Regions from separate parts of the Homo sapiens genome. Here region 2 is linked to region 1. A link is a loop called in an ENCODE intact Hi-C map of the cell type or tissue named here. Cell type or tissue: psoas muscle. All regions are shown on one strand. Each heading gives the region's core, and the rest is flanking DNA. Links, peaks and the distances in the headings are about the cores only. Region 1 overlaps LINC03063 (long intergenic non-protein coding RNA 3063). Region 2 has its middle 56 kb from the start of LINC03063.

What was found. A loop is a pair of places that touch in the nucleus more often than their neighbours do. Peaks named below come from ENCODE experiments on the same cell type or tissue, not always from the same donor. Only the 100,000 strongest peaks of a DNase experiment are listed, where the experiment ranks them.
Region 2: a loop joins it to region 1, with 2.2 times the contacts of the local background. A loop is called at or near these places in 2 of 110 quality-filtered maps.

Annotation. Positions count from the first base shown.
Region 1 is chr2:37,581,185-37,592,765 of GRCh38, reverse strand. All of the region lies in intron 1 of LINC03063 (long intergenic non-protein coding RNA 3063), which reads right to left. Among named protein-coding and RNA genes, the nearest start is that of LINC03063, 24 kb to the right of the region's middle. In psoas muscle, for the core only: no CTCF peak of the experiment used is centred there; a DNase peak (open chromatin) is centred at 6,385; H3K27ac peaks cover 5,258 bases.
Region 2 is chr2:37,500,349-37,511,929 of GRCh38, reverse strand. No RefSeq gene overlaps it. Among named protein-coding and RNA genes, the nearest start is that of LINC03063, 56 kb to the left of the region's middle. In psoas muscle, for the core only: no CTCF peak of the experiment used is centred there; no DNase peak of the experiment used is centred there; H3K4me3 peaks cover 1,065 bases; H3K27ac peaks cover 4,543 bases.

The sequences.
Region 1 (11,581 bases), core at 2,200-10,199:
GACCGAGTCTTGCTCTGTCACCCAGGCTGGAGTGCAGTGACATGATCTAGGCTCACGGCAACCTCTGCCTCCCAGGTTCAAGCGATTCTCCTGCATCAGCCTCCCAAGTAGCTGGGACTACAGGCTCGTGCCACCACCCCCGGCTAATTTTTTTGTATTTTTAGTAGAGATGGGGTTTTACCATGTTGGCCAGATTGGTCTCGACCTCCTGACCTCCTGATCCACCTGCTTCGGCCTCCCAAAGTGCTGGGATTACAGGCGTGAGCCACTGCATCTGGCCAATCTTGTCTATTCTAAGGAAATATTTATTTAGAGCTCAACAGTTCTCTCAGTTTCTTCTATTAAATTTAAGTAAAATTAAACTTTTTGCATTAAAGTGTCTTCTGTAATAAGTCTCCGTCTTAATAAAAGTGTTTCTAATTATCCTGTGTGTGTGTGTGTGTTATATGTTAGAATGTTTTGTGTTGCTATAAAGGAATATATATATATATTTCTTTATATATATATATATATAAAGACACTGGGTAATTTTTAAAGAACAGAGGTTTATTTAGCTCAGGGTTCTACAAACTATACAAGAAGAATGGCATCAGCATCTGCTTCTAGTAAAGGCCTCAGGCTGCTTCCACTCATGATGGAAGATGAAGGGGAATCATTGTAATTTTGCAGAGATGACATGGTGAGGGAGGAAGCAAGAGAGCATGGGGGGAGGAGCCAGGCTTTTTTTAACAACCAGCTCTTGTAGGAACTAACAGAGTGAGAACTCTCTCACTCTCTCCCAGGAAGGGCACTAATCTATTTATGAGGGATCTGTCCCCAAGACCCAAAGACCTCCCATTAAGCATCACCTCCAACACCAGGGACCAAATTTCAACTTGAGGTTTGGAGGAGTCAAACAGTATGTATGCATAAAAAGATGGACTGTAAAATCATGTTCCTCTCATGGTAACAGTGAATTTTTTCTAAGCAGTAGGATTCAGAGCAATTTTTTTTGTCTTTTGAATTTGTTATAATAAGCACATGTTTCCACAAAAATAATAGATTATTTTGCAGATATGGGGTCTTGCTATGCTGCCTAGGCTGGTCTAGAACCCCTGGCCTTCAAGCAATCCTCCTGCTTCAGCCTTCCAAAGCACTGGGATTACAGAAGTAAGCTACTGCACCCAGCCTAGTATTTTTTTTTAAGCATAAGAATATATCAAGGTAAATATTTAATACTGGGAACTGAAAATATGGATGCTTGCTATTTTTTTGTATATTTCTGTGTGTTTACATTAAAAATGCATTAATAAACTAGTTTCTAGTTTTTTCTTTATTGTCTTGATTTTTCAGAGGGGGGTGTTCTTATTTGATATTTCCTCTATGGTTTTCTGGGTTTCAATAGAAAAATTGTTGCCCATTTCTCGTTTAGATAGGGATTCATTTAGGAGGGAAAAGAAGCAACATCTGAAAACTGCTGGTTAATAATCAGTCAACTACATCTACTTAGTTTACATTAGCAAAAAGAAAACAATGGGTTCTGGCAAGCTGATATCTGGAAAAATATCATTTTATTATGAACTAAATTGTAACTGGACACATAAAACAAAGACATTCTTCCAGTGAACAGATACAGTACATAAGAAGCATTTCCCAGATACTTGGTTTCAATATAGGTTAATGGGATTCTGCACCACAAATCTAGTCCCTTTCCCTAAAAGGAAAATGTTTATTGGCACCAAAAATTTACTATGTTCTACGTAAGGAGAAGTACCAAGGCAGATGAAATTGAAGCACATGTTTCTAGTTGATATAATGTAAACTTATTTTTAAAAGCATTGCAAAAAGGAAAAAAAAAGGTGGGGGAATACTAGAAATATTCAAGGTGGGTTAAGCATACCCTCAAAATCAAAGAGAAACCCTCAAATTAAGGAGTTAAAAAATTAAATACTTTGTAGCAGATACATGTAAGTATATGTAATTTTTCCAAAACCAACTCAGAGTAGCATAACTTCAGTTTATCAGTTCAAATTGTGAATTTATACACAGAACCTGTGTTATGAACTTGGTCAGACGGAAAGCTCACATATGTGCTTTATACCATCCCCTCTGACCTTAATATTTGGTTTTCCATCATTTTAGAATACTGCATTTGTTAGGGTTTTATATCTTGTTGGAGCAATTTTAGAAGGCGGAGAGGAGAGGAGTTGGTGGGTTTTGTGGTTAGACCAGTCTATAACATTGTCAAAATCATTGTTCTCTCTCATAGTGTGATTTGGTGCCAAATAGAGCAACCAAGATGTCAACAGTATTTCACAATGTTGAAGCTTCTCTTCATGAATCTCTGGATCCTGACAACTTGTTTACTATATCCTCAGAGAAGCTCAGGAATGCAGCTTAGGGTCCAAGTGGTCATTGGGTTCTTTTCTGGGAGATGGGACACCATGTTCCTCTGTGTAGATAGGGTGTATTAAGTTTTCTTTCACGTACAATCCCAGCTATACCACACAGACAGCGAAGACAGAACAGGAGAAGTTCAGATGCCAAACAGTTACAGGGATTCTGCAGGAAGCAATTAAACTACCACAAAAATGTCCTTGGGCCTCTCCCTTACAGAGCTATGCTGACCCCTGAGCTATTCTCCGCACAGCTTCCTAACAGTATTTCTAGCTGGCCCATCTTCTCATTAGATGACCATTACACTTCTTAGCTTCTCTCTCTCTCTCACTCCCTCTCTCTCTTTCTCTCTTTCTTCACTTCCAACTCTGTAACTGAATCTATTCTAATGTTAATGCTTTCAACACCTCATTTTTAAAATGAGAACGGCTTTTGCTTTTAGCTTCTTTCCATTAATTATTTTTTAAAAAAGAAATAAAAAGCCTTATGCAGAGAAAAAATTCATACCCATCTGAACAAATTTCACACTCAAATATTCATCAGAGAAAACCATAAGGAGCCCTTCCTTTAACAAATAACCTGCGTAATGAGATAGTTTGCAGGAGAACCCAGTAATTTTGTTCCTAAATTCATCATATTATACGTGCCCAAATACAAAATATCTTTGGAGAAGTATCCTACGTTCTGTGTATATACCCATATGGTTGTTTTAGCATAAATAAGAAGTTACTGGTTCTTTCTAGGTGCGTGAGAAATTATCAAGTGTTCCTAAGGCTTAGAAATCAAAGCAGAACCAAGGCCCAAAGCAGGGGTTGGACAGTGAGGGGAGAGAAGAAGTTTTGGTTTAGAGTAAGAAAGCCTGTCACAGGTACTCAGCTCTGCCACTGTAATACGAAAGTAGCCATAACCGAAAAAATGAGCATGACTAATCCTTACTCACTAAATCTATGGCCACTGAAATTTGAATTTCATACAATCTGCATTTGTACATTTGATTGTATCCAACTACCTAAAAATCTAAAAGCCATTCTTAACTCATGGGTGGTACAAAAACAGGAGGTGGTCTAGATTTGGCCTGTAGGTCACAGTTCACCAAACACTTGTATAGAGGAAACTACAGACCAAAAAGTAAGGCAAGCCCTCCCCTCCTATCTTATACAGGTATAGTGATTTCTGTCAGCAAGCTTTTTCTCGTATCTTGTGCCTGTAATCCTCATCACAATCTGGGAGATACATATTAGTTTCATATAAGGAATGAGGAAGCTGAGATTCAGAGAAGAATCAAATAATCTTTAATTCATTTAACAAATATTTGAATCCATTATAGGGGGGCTTGTGTTAAGGCCTCAGGATATGACAATGACTAAAGCACAGTTTCTAGTTTCTTACAGCCAACTGGGGCAAACCCGAACAGGACAGGAATTATTAATGCAACACAACATACAGGCTAAAGGGAAACATACAGGAAGCATTTAAGTCAGTTTGGGGGGATCAAAGAAAGCATTCTGGAGGGTGACATCCAGTTTGGATGAGAAAGAAACTGATAGGCGAAAAGAAGACAGGTAGGAAAAAGTCTGTTCCAGTTATAAGGAACAGCATGAGCAAAGATGTAGAGGTGAGAGAGAGCATAACACATACAGCAGCTTCACATTATTCAGTGAGTATGCATCCAAGCATACGGTGTGTATGGTGGGGGCAGGGAAAGAGTAAAGAAAATGCCACTCAAGAAAGGTGAGCAAGGACAACCATATGTCATGCTAAAGAGGGAGGCTTTATCCTAGACATCATGCGGAGCCAACGAACAGGTGGATGCAAAGGAGGGACATGGATCGGATTCACATTTCAGAAAGATCACTCTGGATAGAGAGTGGAGAACGGATTGGAGGGAAGCAAGTCCAACCTTCTCATGTCACAATTTAAAAAGTAACTCCCTTATAAATGACTTGCTCAGGCTCACTTAGCTGGTGAGTCACCAAACCAGTTCTGTGACCCCATATCTAGTTACTAATTATAACAACCTTTCTTATAACCATAAGCATTTACAGGGTACTCTATTACTACCGTTATTGCTATTGTTATGTACACAAGGTTACAAAAACTAAATAATAATAGAACTAGAACTAGACTCTATGTTCTAGGCCTAAACTCACATTCAACACCTTTTTTCACTTTAAGAGTAACTTTCAAGCTATGTCCCATAAAGTCTTGGGTGTCTGTGGAGATGCCTAAAGCAGAAACTGGCAAGACAGAGAGTCAGACTCTCCATCCTCACTTTTCTATCTTTTATATTTCTATGAAGCAAGAGCTCCACTACTTAAAAAAAAAAAATGAAAACCACTGTAAGCCATGATATCCACCATGCAATCACTAAGAATGAAATCAGGTCAGACACTGTGACTCACACGTGTAATCCTAGCATTGTGGGAGACTGAGGCAGGAGGATCGCTCAAGGCCAGGAGTTTTTTACTAGTCTGGGCAACATAGCAAGACCCCCATCTCTACAAAAAAAAAATTTTTTTTAATTAGCCAGGTGTGGTAGCTATAGTCCTAGCTACTCAGGAGGCTGAGGTGGATGCCATCACTTGAGCCCAGGAGGTCAAGGCGGTAATGAGCTATGATTGCACCACTCTACTCCAGCCTGGGTAACACAGCAAGATTCTGTCTCAAAAAAACAAAACAAAACCAAAAGAATGAATCAGTGACGAACAAAGGATAGGACCATATACCCAAGGCCCTCAATATCAGTGGTTCCCCATCTGCCGATTCAATCAACTGTTCATAGAAATATGTGTGGGGAGGAGAGGAAAATAAAAAATAACACAAATCAAAAACAATATACTACAACAACCATTTACATAGCATTTACATGGTATTAGGTATTATTAGTAATCTAGAGATGATTTTAAATATGTGGGAGGATGTACATAGGTTGTATGCAAATATTATGCCATTTTCTACCAGGGACTTAAGCATCCCAGGATTTTGGGATCTTCTGGAGCCTTGGAACAAATTCCCTGCATGACTGTACCTTGATCTTAAAAAATAGGGGTAGAAAATAGCTTATGAGAAGTGAAGCAATGGGTTTGAAATAAACTTAACAAGTCCTGTCTCCTTTTCTATTGACAGGCTTTCTGCCCTGCCCCCGACCCCAGGAAGCTCAGGAAAGCTTAGTGAGACAGCAGGAAATCTAAAACACAGAATCTGTCTTCAGCAAAACTGAATAGTTTTCAATCTTCACAACACCCACTTTCACCACCCTTCACCATGGAAGCTTGGCCACCTTCCTTACTGAAATGAAATAGACCTGACTGCATCAACTACATAATGTTTATTCCCTGAGTGTCTACAAGTGCTATTGTCCCAAATGTCGACTGTGGAATATCTCATCCCACTCTGGAATTTGCATCTGGAAAAGTTTAAACTCTGGGAGAGGCCAATTGTTAATCCACAGGTGGAATTTCATGTCCCTTTGTGTCTTTGACTTGTCAGTCTCCAATTTATTACTCACATGAAGATAATTTCATTCTCTGGACTCAGAGAGGCAGAAAACAAGGAGGGGATATGAATGTGTTGGTCAAAGTAAATAAGCAGATGATTTTTATGATAGGCTAAATTGAACTATCATAGCCTCATGATTTTGAAAAGCTCTTTCCAAAGCTGAATTTACCTGCGGAGAGGTGTTTAGAAACCCCCTTTTGGTTTATAGTTCAGTCATGCTCCTATCTCCCCCCTTCAACGTAACATTCTGGATCAACTGCCCCTGTGTAACCAATTCTCATACTTAAAGTATAAAACTAGGAAGGATTTTTTCCTCCATTCTGAAAATTAATCTTTCACCTTAGGAAAAGATTTATACTTCTGAGTCATAGAAAAGCCAACACCCTCCAGCACTTAGAAGCAACCTCAGAAAAAGAAAAAGGAATGAAAACAGTGAATCAATTTCCCTTTCCACACAGATCTGAGAGATGAGATAGTTCTCGTGTCTGCCAAGGGGCTTCCGGCTCCGACAAGTTGAGTCAGCATGCTGCAAATCGTTCTAGATGGTTTTTGGACCACATGTGACAGCTAGAAGAAACTAAACTGGGTCAGGCTAACTTTTGCAAGGTGCCTTAGGATTTTAAGAGCTAAAAGGAAACTATAACTCAGTTTTGTGGCTCTTGTGATCAATACGATGTGAGGGTAAATGGTAGCAATGTGACCAGGCATGCTGCCCTCTCTTGCCTTTTGTAAGTGTCGTTACTATTATAATAAGACTCATGGGTGTGGCATCCATGAGGAGGTGCTGCTCAGATCTCCCTTTAAGAGAGAATCTGCTCGACTGTAGTGATCATTTCAGTGTGTATATGCATATCAAAATATCATGTTGTACACCTTAAACATAAACAATAAATTTAAAACTATAAACAACTTTTAAAAAGATAATATTTAGTGAGAAGTGTAGTTATCTGCCACCCTACAGCTGTCACAGCTGTGGGATCCATTACAGCATCCATACCAGGGCCACGCTTCTCCAGAGCTGCTCCTAGCCAATGATTGAGCATGGGGAGAGGGGACAGAGGTAGGAGTCTGCTAGGGCTGGGCATGCCTGCCCTACTGGGAAACTGTTGCTTCGGATGTCCCTATCAGCCTAGCCAAGACTTTCTCAGAGCTGCCCTGCAGGCTGAAACTCTACCTGCCCGATTCTTCTTCCTTCCTGCTCTCCCTTTACAGATGTGAGACTTGCATCATGGTCTGAGACTTGTCCCACCTGTTCCTGCTCCCTCTCCCTTTATCCTTCACAGGCATCACCCCCTAGTCAACGTTTTGCATTCCTAATTCCATCTTGGTGTCTGTTTCCTGAAGGAAATGAGCAGAGGCAGGTGGAGAGGGGCAGGTCTTTCTTCTCTCACCCCATCTCTAACCTCTCCTCCTCATGTTGCCTTAACTTTCCAGCCAGCCCACGCCTTCCCCCTTAAGCAGCAGCTGTGGCCTTCAGCAGTGTTTACCCTTGGCAGTCATGTGGTCCTTTTGCCATTTACTTTCCCAACAGAAACACCAACCCTAAGCAGATTGGAAACAGCACATGTGTCTTTATAAACTGAAAGTAAATATGAAAAGCCAAAGAGGTGCTGAGATAGTAGGGCCAAGTCTGTTCCACCTGAAGATTTGAGGAGTGTGTGTGTGTGTGTGTGTGTTTGTTTGTGTGTGTGTGTGTGTGTGTGTGTGTGTGTGTGTTTATTATCACTTGGGGGAGGAGGTGGCAGATATCCCCAAATTAGAAATAATCTTCTCATGATTTTGAGAAAGAATGAATACAAATGTATCATTCTACCTTTTCAATACCATTGCCTACCCCAAAGTTACCAGATCACTTAGCAAATAGCAGAATGATTTCACCTGTTTTCTTCTTTTTCCCTCTCTACTTTCATAAATCAGTAAGATAGTCAAAAGTTGGCAGGGAAGAAAGTCAGGGAGAATAAATATGAATGAACTGAATAAGCCACAAACTATTCAATCAATGTTTAATCAAGCAATTGTACAATTTAGAATGGCCATTGTCCTGTTTTAATTTTTTCAACTAATCTATCCAAGTGATCGTGTCATTTTAATTGCAAAAATGAAAAAGACCTAGGAAATCAAGAAGACAGTGAGTAAAAAGGAACAGCTGGGTGTGACTGAGTTGCCTGCTTGGAAGCAAGCAGAAAGATGTAAAGTGTTTGAAAATTCCTTCCACCGTTGGATTCTAAGGTGAGGAAATTAATTTTTAAAATTAAAACACAGACCTAATTCCTTTCTACTGACACCTGCTTAGTGTATGGACTCTGTTCACTTTTGCTTGAAACATAAAAGATGGCTTATCTCAGTCAAATTCTGTCTACCCCATAGGGATTTCATTCTCAGCATGCCAGAAACATTTAATCCTTTCTCTTTCTCTCTCTTTCTCTCTCCCCTCACTCTCTCTTCTCTTTTTGCTTCTTTCTTCTCTCTCTCTCTCTCTTTCCTTCTCTTCTAAAATTTTCCCAAAGCCTACAAGGACACCCTATGTGCAGTACTTTGTTGAATTAGAGGTTACACCATCGGCACTAACAAATACTTTAAGATTTCTTACGCCTTCGACCTTATCACTCCCAACCCCTCACCAACAAAGGGGGGAAATTCATATTAAATTATCTGGGCTGAGTATCATGGCAAATGTGTACACCCTGCCTTCCCCGATTCCTTCCATCTGTGTATGGCCTAAACAGCTGACTGGGACAGTCTTTCATCTTTAATCTAATCAACTAACTTTCCCATGGGAAACAGCCAATGAAGCCCAAATCTGCGTACCAAACTCTTTTTAGCCCAGGCAGCTCACTACATCTGACATTCCAAAAAAAAAAAAAATCAGTAAAAGTGGCTGCTATGAGTCACAAAAGACAAACAGCATTCCTGAAAGAAATGAACAATCACTAGAAGAAACACATTAGTGCTTGCTTTGGGAACCCTATAGGTCTCTATAGATCTGAATGAATGGTATTTAGGCCTGAATTCTCTGCATCTCTAGGATATCTTCTATTTGCTGTTTAGTTTTCTGTAAATATAACTGTCTCCTCTCCATTTTTTAATTGTAACAAACTAGCATCCAAAATACTTCTAATATTTAGCATATTCCTTAATATTCTCTTTTCAATTATGGCTACCAACTTAATGAGTGGTTAACTATAATTTGCTGTATACCACTGGCTTTCCATTTGGCAGGCCAAGACCTGCATATTACATCACAAGCTAGTACAAACACACACACACACGTGCACGCACACACACCAAAGCAAAAGTACAGTGGCAGAAGAGACTAAGGAAAGGAGATATCAGAACTAAATGTAATGTGGGGCCCAGGATCAGATGTCCTGGAACAGAAAAGAACATTAGTCACAACTAAGGAACTCCCGATAAAGTATGAACTTTAGATAATCATAATGTGTCAATATGGGTTCATTAAAGTGAAAAATGGACCATAGTGGTGTAAGATGTTAACAACACGGTAAACTGGGAGTCGGGTATACAGAAACTCTCTCCACTATCTTTGTAACCTTTTTGTATATCTAAAAATCTTCTCTTTAAAAAGCTTCTTAGGACAACAGCAGAAAGGTAGTAGCTGACATCACGGGGACTGCATTTGACAATCAGGCTTTCTTCACAAGCTCCATTTCCCCGCAACTGTAAAATGCTGATGGTGATGAGTCCCTTTTCCAAGCTCGCAGATAGAGTAAAAAGCGTGTGATGATGAAGATCACGCACTTGGTGATGTGCACAGAGCAGCTGGCTAATGAAAGCATGGTGATTAAGCTGAGCCCTGCATCTCGCTGTTCTCTAACGGGGGTCCAGAGGGAGCCAATAAAGCTCTCTGTGAAATGTACTCAGAAATCTGAAATGTGTCCAAATCACCAGTTGCCAACTAACCTGCCCAAAATCTGACAGGAAATTCAAACCAGAACGTTTTCCTGTTTTAAGAGAGGTGCAGTTTTGCAGCTTCTTTTCTCTTTTTTCCCCCGTTAAGAACAACGATGAGTGGGTAATAAAACATTTGAATCAGATGGAAGGAATAAAACTCGGGATAAAATGGCACAAAACCAAACAAATCCCTGGAGCTGAAGAAAATCCTGGCTGTGATAGGAATTCAGGGCTTTCCAATATGTATCTGAATGAAGCAGACCTCAAAGCCAAATGTATGGGTGTGAAACGTTATAAAATGAACGTGTAGGGATGTAAGTGTTCTTGAATGTAAGCTGATTAATTTTCCAAAACTCCGCCGAGCACAGTGTTTCAGGTCAACTGAAGCTTCAGTTGGTGCTGACTCAGGGCTCAAACGAAGAATAATACAGATGTGATGAAAAAGCTCCCTTTTCTGTAATAGGTTTGCTCCTCCCTGAGGTCCATGACGCTCTCTCTTTGGATTTTGTGAAAATATCCTGTCTAGCTCCCGGCTTTAGTGGAAGATGGTTCTGATCCTTGAGGGTACTTTCGCCTGAGCCAAGGGAGCATGCTATCTGAATCCGACGCTTCTCAAACCTTTTTTTCAGAAGAGGAATTCTTACATGAAAGAATCTTACCTGGGCCCTCCAATATAGAATCAATTAAAATCAGAGCTGCTCCAGATGATGACGAAGAGAACAGTCATTTCATTTTATTGAATATATATATATATATATAGACTCATTTTAAGTTCATAAAGGTTCATCACTTATAGAAACATGCTCAAAAATTGCCCCAATATTTAGTATTCAGTTGACTGGTACAAAGAAATTTTTTCATTATAAATTATACTAATATAATTTTACTTTGTATTTGTATAATTGGTGGACATAATTCCTTGTCCCAGGGAACCCTCAGGGACCAAAGTGTTTTGAAACAGAGTTAAAGATGAGAGGAGGGAAAGCTCTAAGGTGAATACTAGACACGGCAGAAGTTGCCCAGATGCCCATTCATCCCCTTTCTTCCTTCCAGGAACAGAGGAATACCATATATTCCCATTGCCCTTGTGGACAATATTAGAGGGATGCGATTGCATTCTGGCCAATGGTATGTGGGTAGAAATAACATGTCTCTCTTCCAGGCCTGGTCTCTAAAGTGTCTCGTGCAATCCTCCCCACCCCCTCATCCTCTCTCTCCCTTATCTGTATGCTGGAAAAGATGGATTACCAGTTGACAGAATTAGAGTTACAAGGTGGAAGGAGAACAGATCCCCGAGTTTCTATTTAAATGACAGTGACCCAGGAAATTCATGTTACCAGCATCACGCTATGACGTGAGCAACAAATAAAAATTTCCTGGGTTGAGCCACTGAGATTTGAAGATCTGTTACCACAGCAAGACTCAGTCTGTTCTGATTAACGCAGAAAACATGAACTTCTAAAATGTATTTAATCTCATTTAAAGATTTTAAAATTTTGTTTAGAGGACCAGTATCAGCCTGAGTCACACCAATACCATAGATTCCTTTTTAAATTTATTACTAGAAAAAAGGCTGTCCTTCCTGAAGAACTGGCATGCTTTATACAAGTAGATAAGAATTTTGTCACCTCTTATGCCACCATTTTTGCCCTGGATACCAGAAATCCCGGGACAAAAATAAATGTTTAATTACAATAAATGGTTTTGCCCTCTTGGCTAACATATGTGTTACTGATTCATTTGCATGGGTTTGAGTTTTTCAGTCTTTGTTAACAGTTTGTTTTTCACTGTTTGA
Region 2 (11,581 bases), core at 1,295-9,294, 80 kb after region 1:
GTAGTCCCCAAAATGTTTTTACCCCAACATTTTACTGGGACAATTTTCAAAGAACAAGGTTGAAAGCATTTTACAGTACACATTCATATACCCACCACCCAGACAATATTGTTAATTTTTTACTATGCTTGTTTTGCTACATGTGTTTACACTTTTTTTATTATTATTATTTTTTTGACAGAGTCTCACTCTGTTGCCCAGGCTGCAGTGCAGTGGTGCAACCTCAGCTCATTGCAATCTCCACCTCCTGGGTTCCAGTGATTCTCATACCTCAGCCTCCTGAGTAGCTGGAACTATAAGCACGCACCACCATGCCCAGCTAATTTTTGTATTTTTAGTGCAGCCAGGTTTTCACCATGTTGCTCAGGCTGGTCTCGAACTTTTGGCCTCAAGTGATCCACTCACCTTGGCCTCCCAAAGTGCTGGGATTACAGGCAAAAGCCACTGAGCCTGGTCATGCCTTTACATCTATTCATATATACACTTTATTCATCAATCTGTCTTATTTTTTGGTATATCTCAAAGGAAAGTACAACAGTACAGTTTCCCTTAAATATTTTGTATGCAAATCATTAGAGTTCAATATTTCTTTACAATTTTTTCTTTTGATGGAAAATTTACATACAATGAGATGCAAAAATTTTAAATTATACTTGTTAAGTTTCAACAAATATATACATCTGTGTAACCCAAGTTCATATCAAGAAACAGAACATTACCAGTAAGTTATTTCAGGACCCACCCCAGTCAATCCCCTCTCCCACTCCACACCCTCAAGAGGAAAGCACTATTCTGATTTTTTCACCATAGATTAATTTCACCTATTCTAGAACCTCATATATATAGAATTACACAATATATACTCTTTTGGTCTTGGCTTCTGCCACTCAAAATAATGCTTTTGAGAATCAGCCTATTGTTAAATATAGTTCATACCTTTCATTGCTGAGAAGTATTCCGTTTTATGAAAATACCACAACTTGTTTTTCCATTCTCTTAATAATGGACACCTGGATTGTTTCTAGGCTTTGGTTATTATGAATGAAACATTCATGAAAATTCCTGTACAAATGTTTTTTGCCAATACAGTTGACCCTTGAACATCTTGGGGGTTAGAGGTGTCCACCCCCCCATGCAGTTGAAAATTTGCATATAACTTTTGACTCTCTAAAAACTTAACTACTAATAGACTACTGTTGACTGGAAGCCTTATTGATAACATATACATTCTATTAACACATATTTTGCATGTCATATGTGTCATATACTATATTCTCACCATAAAGTAAGCTAGAGAAAAGAAAATGTTATTAAGAAAATTATAAGGAAGAAAAAATACATTTACTATTCATTAAGTGGAAGTGGATCATCATGAAGGTCTTCATCCTCATCGTCTTTACATTGAGTAGGCTGAGGAGGAGGAGGAAGAGAAGGGGCTGGTCTTGCTGTCTCAGAACTGACAGAGGTGAAAAAGATGGAGAGGTAGAAGGAAGGTAGGAATACTTGGCATAACTTTTATTGAAAAAAATTCACCTATAAGTGGACCTGCACAGTTTAAACTCATGTTGTTAAAGGGTCAACAGTATATATTTTCATTTCTTTTGGATAAATACCCAGAAGAGGAATTGCTGGGTCCTAGGGTAGGTATATATTTCATTTTATGAGAAACTTCCAGACCTTTTTCCCAGAGTGAATATACCATTTACACTTTTACCAACAATGTATGAGGTTTCCAATTGCTGTGTTTCCTTTTTTTACTACTATTATTTCTGCTCTTATCTTTTTAAATTCCTTTCTTCTACTTTACTTTGGGTTTCCTTCACTCTTCCTAGCTTCTTGAAGTGTATCCTCAGCTATTGATTTTAGGCTTTTCATTTTTAATATAAGCATTTAAAGCTATGAATTTCCCTGTGAGCATCGCCTTAGCTGCTTCCTGCAAATTTTGATATATTGTATTTTTATTTGCTTTTAATTTAAAATATTTTCTAATTTATTTTGTGATTTATTTCATCCATAAATTATTTAGATGTGTTTAATCCAATCTGTTGATGGTTTCCTAGATACTTTGTTATTAATTTACAAGTAAATGCCATTATGATCAGAGAATACACTGTATATAATTTCAATCTTTTTTAAATTATTGAGGCTTGTTTTATGGTTCAACATGTGTTGTATCCTGATGAACATAACTGGTACACTTGAAAAGAATGTTTACCAATCAGTATTGAGGTATAATGTTTTATAAATATCAATCAGATCAAGATGCTTGATAGTCTTGTTTAGATTCCCTATACCTTTACTGATATTTTGCAGTGTTTTTTAATTATTGAAAGAGAGGTGTTTTTTGTTTGTTTGTTTGTTTGTTTGTTTTAGAGAAAGGATCATGCTCTGTCACCCAGGATGGAGTGCAGTGGCACAATCACAGCTCACTGTAGCCTCCAACTCCTGGACTGAAACAATCCTCCCTCAAGAGTGGGGTTTTAAACCTTCAACTATAATTTTAGAATTACCTATTTTTCCTTACTTATTTCAATTTTTACTTCATGTATTTTGAAGTATAATTTTAGAATCACCCATTTTTCCCTTACTTATGTCAAATTTTACTTCATGTATTTTGAATTCCAGAATGTGTTTTGTAACTTTTTGTTTTCCAAAATGGATATAATCGAGTATTCTTACCGAAATGTTTAACCTGAATCTTATCAAGCCTTTAGATCTACCTAATTTCCTACCCTGAAGAGGAACAAGTTGAACAACAGTATGCAGGAACAATCAGGCACATCCAGAATAAGAAATGCTCTATGAGATAACTGGCCTGATATTTTCAGAACATCAATGTCATAAAAAGGGAGAGATTAGGAGTACTGCTCTACCTTACAAAACTTAGGAGATATGTCAAGTACATATAAGCTCTCTTCTTTAGGCAGCTGATCATTTTTGCATATAGAACCAAGACTTGAAAGACAGTGATATAAATGTTTCACTTTGAATATTAGAGAATTCAATACTAGAGAGAAAATGTAACCAGATTATATAGTACTGAGTGTACAAAGAAGACAGGCTCATTGAAGGCAGGAAGATAACCAGATCCTAGAAGGGACCCTTTAGCAATTTCCCTGCTAGAATCCCTCAAGCTAGACTGCAGCATCAGAGTGTATTGGAACTTTGTGTAGTGGGCTGGAAGTAAAGAAAAGGAATTCTCACCGTAGTCATCCAGGCCATAATTCTGACTTCGTTGAAGCCACCAACCATAGAAGAAAGCAAACTTGTTCACGTTTGCTGCTCCTAGCTTGGTTTTGGTAATGTATGTTGTGATGTGCTTCCCAGATCCCCACTTCAGGAATGAAGAATTGCTTTCCACCTGCTGGGAAGATTGTAAGATGACAGCCCTCTGCAGAGGGCCCTCTCCAGGAACTGCCCCAGCTGAAGGCAGCCTGTATTCAATGACTGGATAAAGAACTAGCCCCTAACTCCAAGTTGGTACAACTCTAAAGGAGCCTCAGAGCTCCCCATGGGGTGGCTGAGCCTTTATTACATGGAAGCACAGCCAATCCTTCACCTGCCATGTCCTCATTGTCCCATGCCTTCCACACTTGTTGAGTCAAAGAATACTCTCTGGTACCCTTCCTGTGAGCTGATCACCATCTCAGAATCAGCTTTCTGGAGAATCCAAGCCTGCAGCAAGGTTACACACCAATTACCTTTGGAGAGCTCACAATGCTTTCATCATTATTTCTATAGCAACTGAATTTACTCTGATTTTGGAGAAGGGGAAATTGAGGCGCAAAATTTCTGTGACTTGCCTGAGATTATCTGAGATGTCAATATTGTGCAAAGGCAGTGTGCCAAGGCGTTCTCAAGAACCATGTAAGTATGCTGCCAAGTTTTCATCTATGTATAAAGTTTATTTTTACTACAACAGAGTAAAACACACCATTCCAGCAATGTGTGCCAGATGGAATGTGGGTTTGTGGGGTCGGGTACAGCACAGGGTATAACAAATTTAGAATGTGTTAAGAAGCAGCGTACTCAAAGAAAGATAGTATGTTTACTAGAAATGTGATATGCTCGCCTCATGCGTATATAAGAGAATGTGGGCAGGACAGTAAATCTACTGAAATAGCAACACCATGCTGAAGGGAGACAGTGACTATAGCAATAACTGCGCATGGTTTAAGGAACACTGCAAATATGATCTTACCATAGGAGTAGTTACATTGATGTTTTAGCTGCCCAGTGTGTTTGGGGGTTTGCTATCAAAATGTCGAGTATTCAAATATCTGCACTGAATACAAAAAATGTTTGAAGAACCTGAGCTAGGGATTAGAATTTAGAAAATCTGGGCTCCCATGAATCCTATCTTTACCCAATTATGTTAAAACAGAGACTAAATATCACTTGTAATACCCCAAGTTGAAAAGCCTGTGCTGTTTTCTCATAAAATCAAGCATATTAGCATTTGAATCATGTTAAACATAGGATTGCTAATCAGAAGAGAAGATAAATGAAAGGGGAATGTTTATGTAAAATAGAAAGCCAGCATGTTGATGTCCCTGGATCTGCTCGACATAAAGATGCACACCCAGACAGTGAATAAAAGCATGGCACCTCATTTTGACAGTGTCTACACTGGCTTTCTATTTTCTTTTCTCTTTAAGTTTGTGGCATATTCTCTGCCAACCGCATTCCCCCAGCAGAGCCTCTCAGCTCAGCAGCACAAAGCCTTCTTTGTGCCCCTTCTTTGTGTGAAATATTGATAAGCCTGAAAGAGTCAGATGATGAAGGTTTCTGGTTTGTTTGGGCTTCGGTGAGATCCCAATTTCAAAATGTCCATGGCTAGGCCTCCAGAGTCAAATATGAACTGCTGTATTTTATAATTTAGGGGTAAATCTGAAACTGTTTTTACACTCAAGCAGAAAGTCTGCTCTCCAACATCAAGAAGGGTTGCGGTAATGATCCTGAGTTCATCACATAACCACACAACTCCTTATTCCATGCAAGCTAGTGAAAAGTCACAAAACTCACTTTCAGGTCTTGCTTTTAAAAATATTTAAAACCAAAGGAACTATTTTAAGTCTGAAGCCAAAAGTTAAGGAGCATTTTAATTCTCTCACTTCTTATCGGCAGCACCTCTTGGTTATTCTTCTCCTAACAGGCTCATAATTTTCATTAACAAGGCTGGCAGCTCTGACTTTGCCTGGAGGGGAATGTAACCCAGAGCAGCTGACAAGAGCTTGAAATTCTCTGGTTTTTGTCACTTGCTATTAGAATCACAGCCTTTTCTAAATATAGGATAGTGAGTCATATTAAACGGTGACCTGATTGCAAAGCCTCATCAAGTTTGTCTGGGGGTGCAATCAACAACACGTCGGACTGTAAAGGTCAACAATGTTAACATTTCAGAGCCTCCTCCTGGTTCAACACTGCAAAAGAAAATGGCATTGTCAAGTAGGCTTTATTCACAGGACAGTATACAGATGTGTGTTCACATGGATTTTTTAGCTTCCTTTTCCACTGCACACAGTATAGTTTATGGATTCATAGCGTATACATATGTCAACTTGTGGCTCTCAAGGATTAATTTCACTTTATCCAATATGTTTCTAAACCTCTTAGGGAATTCGTGGTTTAGTGCAATGGGCTGACATAGCACTAATTTAATTCAGATTCTGTTTTCATACTGTCACAATTTTAACTATTGCAGCATTGTTTGTGGAAATTCAGATACGGTTATTTAATGAAAGAAAAGTGACAAAGAAGACACTCTTTTGGTATCTTTGATTACAGCCTAGCCCTCACCCTTCCTATCCAGCAGGTCATCAAGATCTAGAAGATCCTAGTTCAATCCAGCAGCTGCCATCTCCACCCCCTCTCACTGCTGTGACCTTAATCCAGATCTCTTAAGCTTTCCTCGGGGTTCTTACAGTACCTTCCTCCCTCCTCTCTTCTGCCAGAGTCTCTCTGCCTTGCAATCATGATTCCTTCTAAACTGATCTCTTCATTTACTACCTTAAAAACCTTCCTCGATAGGCATCCTTTGCCTATAAGATAAAAGAAAAAAAAAAGCATGGCTTCATGGAAAGTGCAAAAAAGTTCGGGCTTCATAATGCTACTTAAATGAGTGAATTCACTGCAGTCTACAGCCTTGTCCTCAGATTCATAGGCTCGAAATTCAATCAGTATCACAGCAGCGGACCCACATAATCTAAGCCTGCAAAAGTTATATAAGAACCAAAATTGTCAGCATATTAATTTTCATGGAAACATACCTGCTAAACAAGTCCTAATCCTCATCTTGGCCTGAGACTCATATTCCTCCTCCAGAAAAAGTTACATGAGTAACCCCTTTATAATAAGATTCTTTACAGCCACAGAATTAGCTCAAGGAGAGTTAGTTGTTTGGCCATTTGGGGCCTTGAGAATCATGGTTTGGGCTGTGATGAACAGGTACATGCAGCAGATACAAGGAATGCTCTCTCATGACACCAATTCATTGGTCTTCTATTTTCTACAATCCAGGCTGACCAGTTCTCTTCTGTTGGCCAAAACAGTGGATCGAGTTCCCATGTTTTGCACAGAATCCACGTCACCTCCCTGAGATTGCATATCCCTTGGAATTCTGGGAATTCCTAAACTCTTCAGTAACAAACTCCCTGATGGGCCCAACTGGCTTTTGCTTTACTCTCTCAGTTAGCTGAACACATTCCATCTACGTCCTCCCAGTGAACATCTTTATTCCCCAGTTCTTTTCCTGCTGCCCTTTAAAACCTGGCCCCATACTGCCTTATCCTCACTGTTCCCACACATACCATTCCCTCCAGCCACACCGAATTCTTCGCCTTTCTCCTTTCATGCTGGATGAGTAGACTCCTTCTGTTATAAGCCACAGAAACTAGCTCTAGCTAACTTCAGCAGAGAAGGGATTTACTGGGAGTAGATGGGGTAGCTTACAGCATTGGAGGCAAAACTGAAAAACCTGTTTTTTGAAAGGATAGAAACTAGGGCAGAGCTGAGGACTTAACAGGAACAGCTGGACATCTCTTCGGAAAGACACCATGAGATGAATCATGTCCTATCATTTTCTATACTGTTCAAGGATAGGAATTCCACATCCCACACTTTATCTTACGAAAAGCAAGGCACCTTTATGGACAGACACCCAAGACAATGCAGAATGAGAGAAAAATACTTCTCAAAAAAAAAAAAAAATCAGGACCTGGGACTAATATATCACAGCAAAGGATATGGGGAGCCAATTGATTGAAAGTGCATAAACTGTGGAACCAAAGCATGAAGTGGGGCCTAAAGACCCAGAGTGCAAAAACGCTCAAGTGTACAAGGAATCTGAAGGCCAATCAAGTGCATGAGGAATTTGAAGGTCAAAAGAGAAAATGCCTAGAGAGGCAGCACACTGTAAAGAAAGATCAAGGGAGAAATGAAAGGAGAGAAAAGAATGAACATTTTAGGGTATGAAAGTGATTTGTAGAAATCTTACATGGTAGTAAGAAAAGTATAAGAATTCATAATACATAAACACTTCATAACAAAAAAAATTGGAAGATTGAGTGGATTTAAAGGAGTCCTATTCAAATTCAAAGAATTAATGTTTGCATCTGTGTCTAAAGTCCCAGCTCTGCCTAAACAACTTCACAACACAAAATCCAGCCTGGCTATTCCTCCAGACACTAGCTTTCCGTGCTTCAGCAATATAAGCCTGTTTTTATTTTCTCAAACACCAGCTCCCTCCTGCCTCAAGGACTTTGCAACTTTGCATGTATGGTTCCTACATGGTTCCTTCTGCTAACATCTTCTTCCCCTCCTGTATTAGTTAAGGTTCTCCAGAAAAATAGAATCAATAGGGGGATATAGATACATCTATATCTCTCTGGCTTTCTGTGTCTACCTATGGAGAGAGAGGGGAGGGAAGGATGAGGAAGAGAGAGAAAGAGGAGATTTATTTTAAGAAAATTGTACGGGCTGGCAAGCTACAAATCCACAAGGCAGGCTGGAAATGCCAGCAAGAGTTGATATTCCAGTCTTGAGTCTGAAGCAAAGGCTGGAAACTCAAGCAGAATTTCTGTGCTGCAGTGTTGAGGTGAATTCGAGTTCCTTTCTCTTTGCGGGGTGAGGAGGGAAACTCAGTCTTTGTTCTCAAGGCCTTCACTTGATTGCATGGAGTTGACCCACATTATGGAGGTTAATCTGCTTTACTCAAAGTCTACTGATTTAAATATTTTTTGGTTTCTGGTTTTTTTTCCGAGACAGAGTCTTGCTCTGTCACCCAGGCTAGAGTGCAGTGGCACGATCTCGGCTCACTGCCACCTCTGCCTCCTGGGTTCAAGCAGTTCTCCTGCCTCAGCCTCCCAAATAGCTGGGATTACAGGTGCCTGCCATCACGCCCGGCTATTTTTTTTTTTTTTTTTGTATTTTTAGTAAAGAAAAGGTTTCACCATGTTGGCCAGACTAGACTCAAACTCCTGACCTTGTGATTCACCCGCCTCAGCCTCCCAAAGTGCTGGGATTACAGGTGTGAGCCCCTGCGCCCAGCCTACTGATTTAAATGTCAATCACATCTAAACAAATGAAAAACCTACAACATCTAGATTGGTGTTTGACCAAACAACTGGGCACCATTGCCTACCAAGTTGGCTCAGAAAATTAACCATTACACCTCCTCTTCCTGTCTCTTTACCCACCCACATCTGCATTGGGCTTGATTAACACCACCTCCTTCATGTCTCACCTCAAACCTCAGTCCCCCAAGGAAGACAGGTAAATATATTCTAGCTCTGTTATTCCTTTTATTCCTAATCTCAAGCACAGTAAAGTTAAGAAGGTCCATTTTGGGTACAAAGAACCTCCTCGCAGTGGTGAATAGACATCCCTGGGGTCAGCAGGCAGAGATTCTGTGACGGACTGAAGCTCTCAAGAAAACATCTTAAAACATGTGGAATGGAGAATGCTATTACCCTAGGAATCATCTAAATACATACAGTTTTTCACGGATAATGGATTTGTTAAGCATGCTTGGAATATTCTCCATCTTAAATAGCTATGCATAATTGCAATATTCATAAATTACTATACATTAGCAGACTAAGCAGACACACTGCAGTCAAATTAACTCATTAACCCTTTCCAGAACTCTGATCCTATAAGGTTGAGACCCAGGAAAACTGAATTGATATAACCATAAATATAAATCAAAAAACATAATAAGCTTCCTTCCTAAACAAAATACCACCAACCTTCTTTTTCTTGTGATGATTTTCTTTGATGAGCCAAAAGACACTCTGGGACAAAGATAAAGAAGCAAATATGTATATATCATGTAGTTAGAAGAATCTTTTATCCCTTTTAGTATCTTCCACATATCCTCCCAGCCCATCCTTGACTTTCTCAAGGTAAGTTTTTACAATCTCTCCATTTTCTCCTGCTGTCTTTGTCCAACTTGCCCTCTCTGATTTTAGATAATAGGAAGGCAAGATATCACGAGTCAAGCAAGGCATAGACAATATATTACTTATGCTATATTTAAATAGTACACCTGAAAATTCATTTTGGACACCATTATTAATAATAAAATGCTTAATATGCACTATAATATTCATTTGAAAACAAAGGCACACTAGACACAGATGAGACAATGAACAAAATACATAAACAGGCATGGACAGTACAGTACTTTTTCTTGTGATGCCAAAGAAATAAAAGCCTATCTCTGTCTCTACAATCCCTCTTGGAGTTGGAGATAGGAGAAGACAACCAGTAATTAGACTGGGATTGCTAGAAATTCAAGACAATATATGAGACTGTTCATTGTGTGCACAGATTGATTTCTAAACTCAAGGATGTCTTAGGTCAGTGGAAATGGACATGACAACTTCTTGTAGGGGGTTCAGAGGAGAATGGCCAGTCAAGTCAAACGAAATTTTTAGACGTGGATGTCAGAAGAGAGCTACAGATGACAGTGTTGAGCTAGAAGGAAGAAGAGAATCAGACAAAGTGTGAGGCTAACACCAGGGCTGTCCTTACACACCTAGCTGCAGAGAAAACACATTTCTAGGATGACCAGAGAGGGAAGTATAAGAAATTCAGGTGTGGAGGGTCTTGATTTTCCAAGTGTTTAAATGAAATCTAATGAGCAGCAGCACACCAGCCTGGGTTGTAATGAAAATTGCTGTGAGGGAAGTCAACAGTGGAATAAATTAAAGGTCCTTTACTCTGTCTCTTACTACTTTTTGACTCAGAAAAAAAAAGAAAAAAACTTTAGAAGTAGCCATTGACTTAGGACCATAATGAACCAATTATTTTAATGTGGGTTTTACCAGCATCTGTGGAGTACAGACTGCAGCTTGGAGAAGTGGGATGTGGTCTGGTGAAACAAATATTTACCAGTAAATTATTTGTGCTTATTTTCTAGGGCAATTACATATTTTATGCATGCTTTCAAGGGATTCAGATTATCCTCATTTGATACATGATGGTGATGAACTGTATCTAAAGATTTACCCAAGTGATTTCTAAAATCAAGAACATCAAGTGAACAGCTGTTTGAAACAAATGCCCCATCCTGGAGAGGTTGCATGGCACCGTGGAATTGAACCCTCCTTCAAGAGCCTTTAGAACAATAAAGCATGATGGTCTAATGCAAACCAGAAATTCACAAGCACAGGCTTTCTTCAGTTGACACACACTCTGTTACCAGCTGGAAATCTAGCATTTCAAAAGTCAGAGTGGATAGTTCCAATCGGAAAAGGCTCTGTTCTAAACAGCAAAAGAAGGGATGGAGAGCAGGGGAACAGTAAAATGACATTGCAAAGACAATTAAAGGAATTAGACAAGGCAGTATGAATAAAACAACAATTGATATTTAAGTTTCCCTTGCCCAAATTTGAAAACCAAATTTATTTCACTAAATGCTGGATTAGAAAGAGGAGCTATTAGCCAAGCACAGCTAGAGCTAAAATTTGAACTTAGTTTTCTAGGATTCACTCCTAAAGAGACTGAAATATCCAAAAAGAAAGACTTTTTTTTTTTTTTTGGTAGAATCACCAACTTAGATAGATTGCTTACTTTTTCAGGAGAAAAAATAAATTTCCTTTCCCAAAAGGATGATAGAAACTGTCTCAAAAATCAGTATGTTCGTAAGAGCTATACTTTAGGTTCTTTGAGTATGTTTTCATGCAGAATATATGCATGTTTAATTACAATGGCTAACACTGAACGCTTACTACATGAGAGGCACATGCTTTTTATGTATTTTCTAATTCTCCCAACTATTCAATGAGAGCGATGCTATTATTGTCTCCAAAATGAGACACTGAAGCAACTTTGCCAAAGGTAACCACACAACAAGGCAGAGCTGGGATCTGAACACAGACAGTATCCCTAACCACTGCATTAGCTGTCTTTGGGAGAGTGTTTCAAAATAACTTCTATAAAATCCTAAAAAGAATGCAATTCTCTAAGTTTAGAAATAGGAATTACCTATACCACCTGGCAAGTAGAGTGTCAAAAAAATATTTGACTAGTCATGCACTATGAATTTGATGTATTAAATAGTGACTGTAAAGAGTTG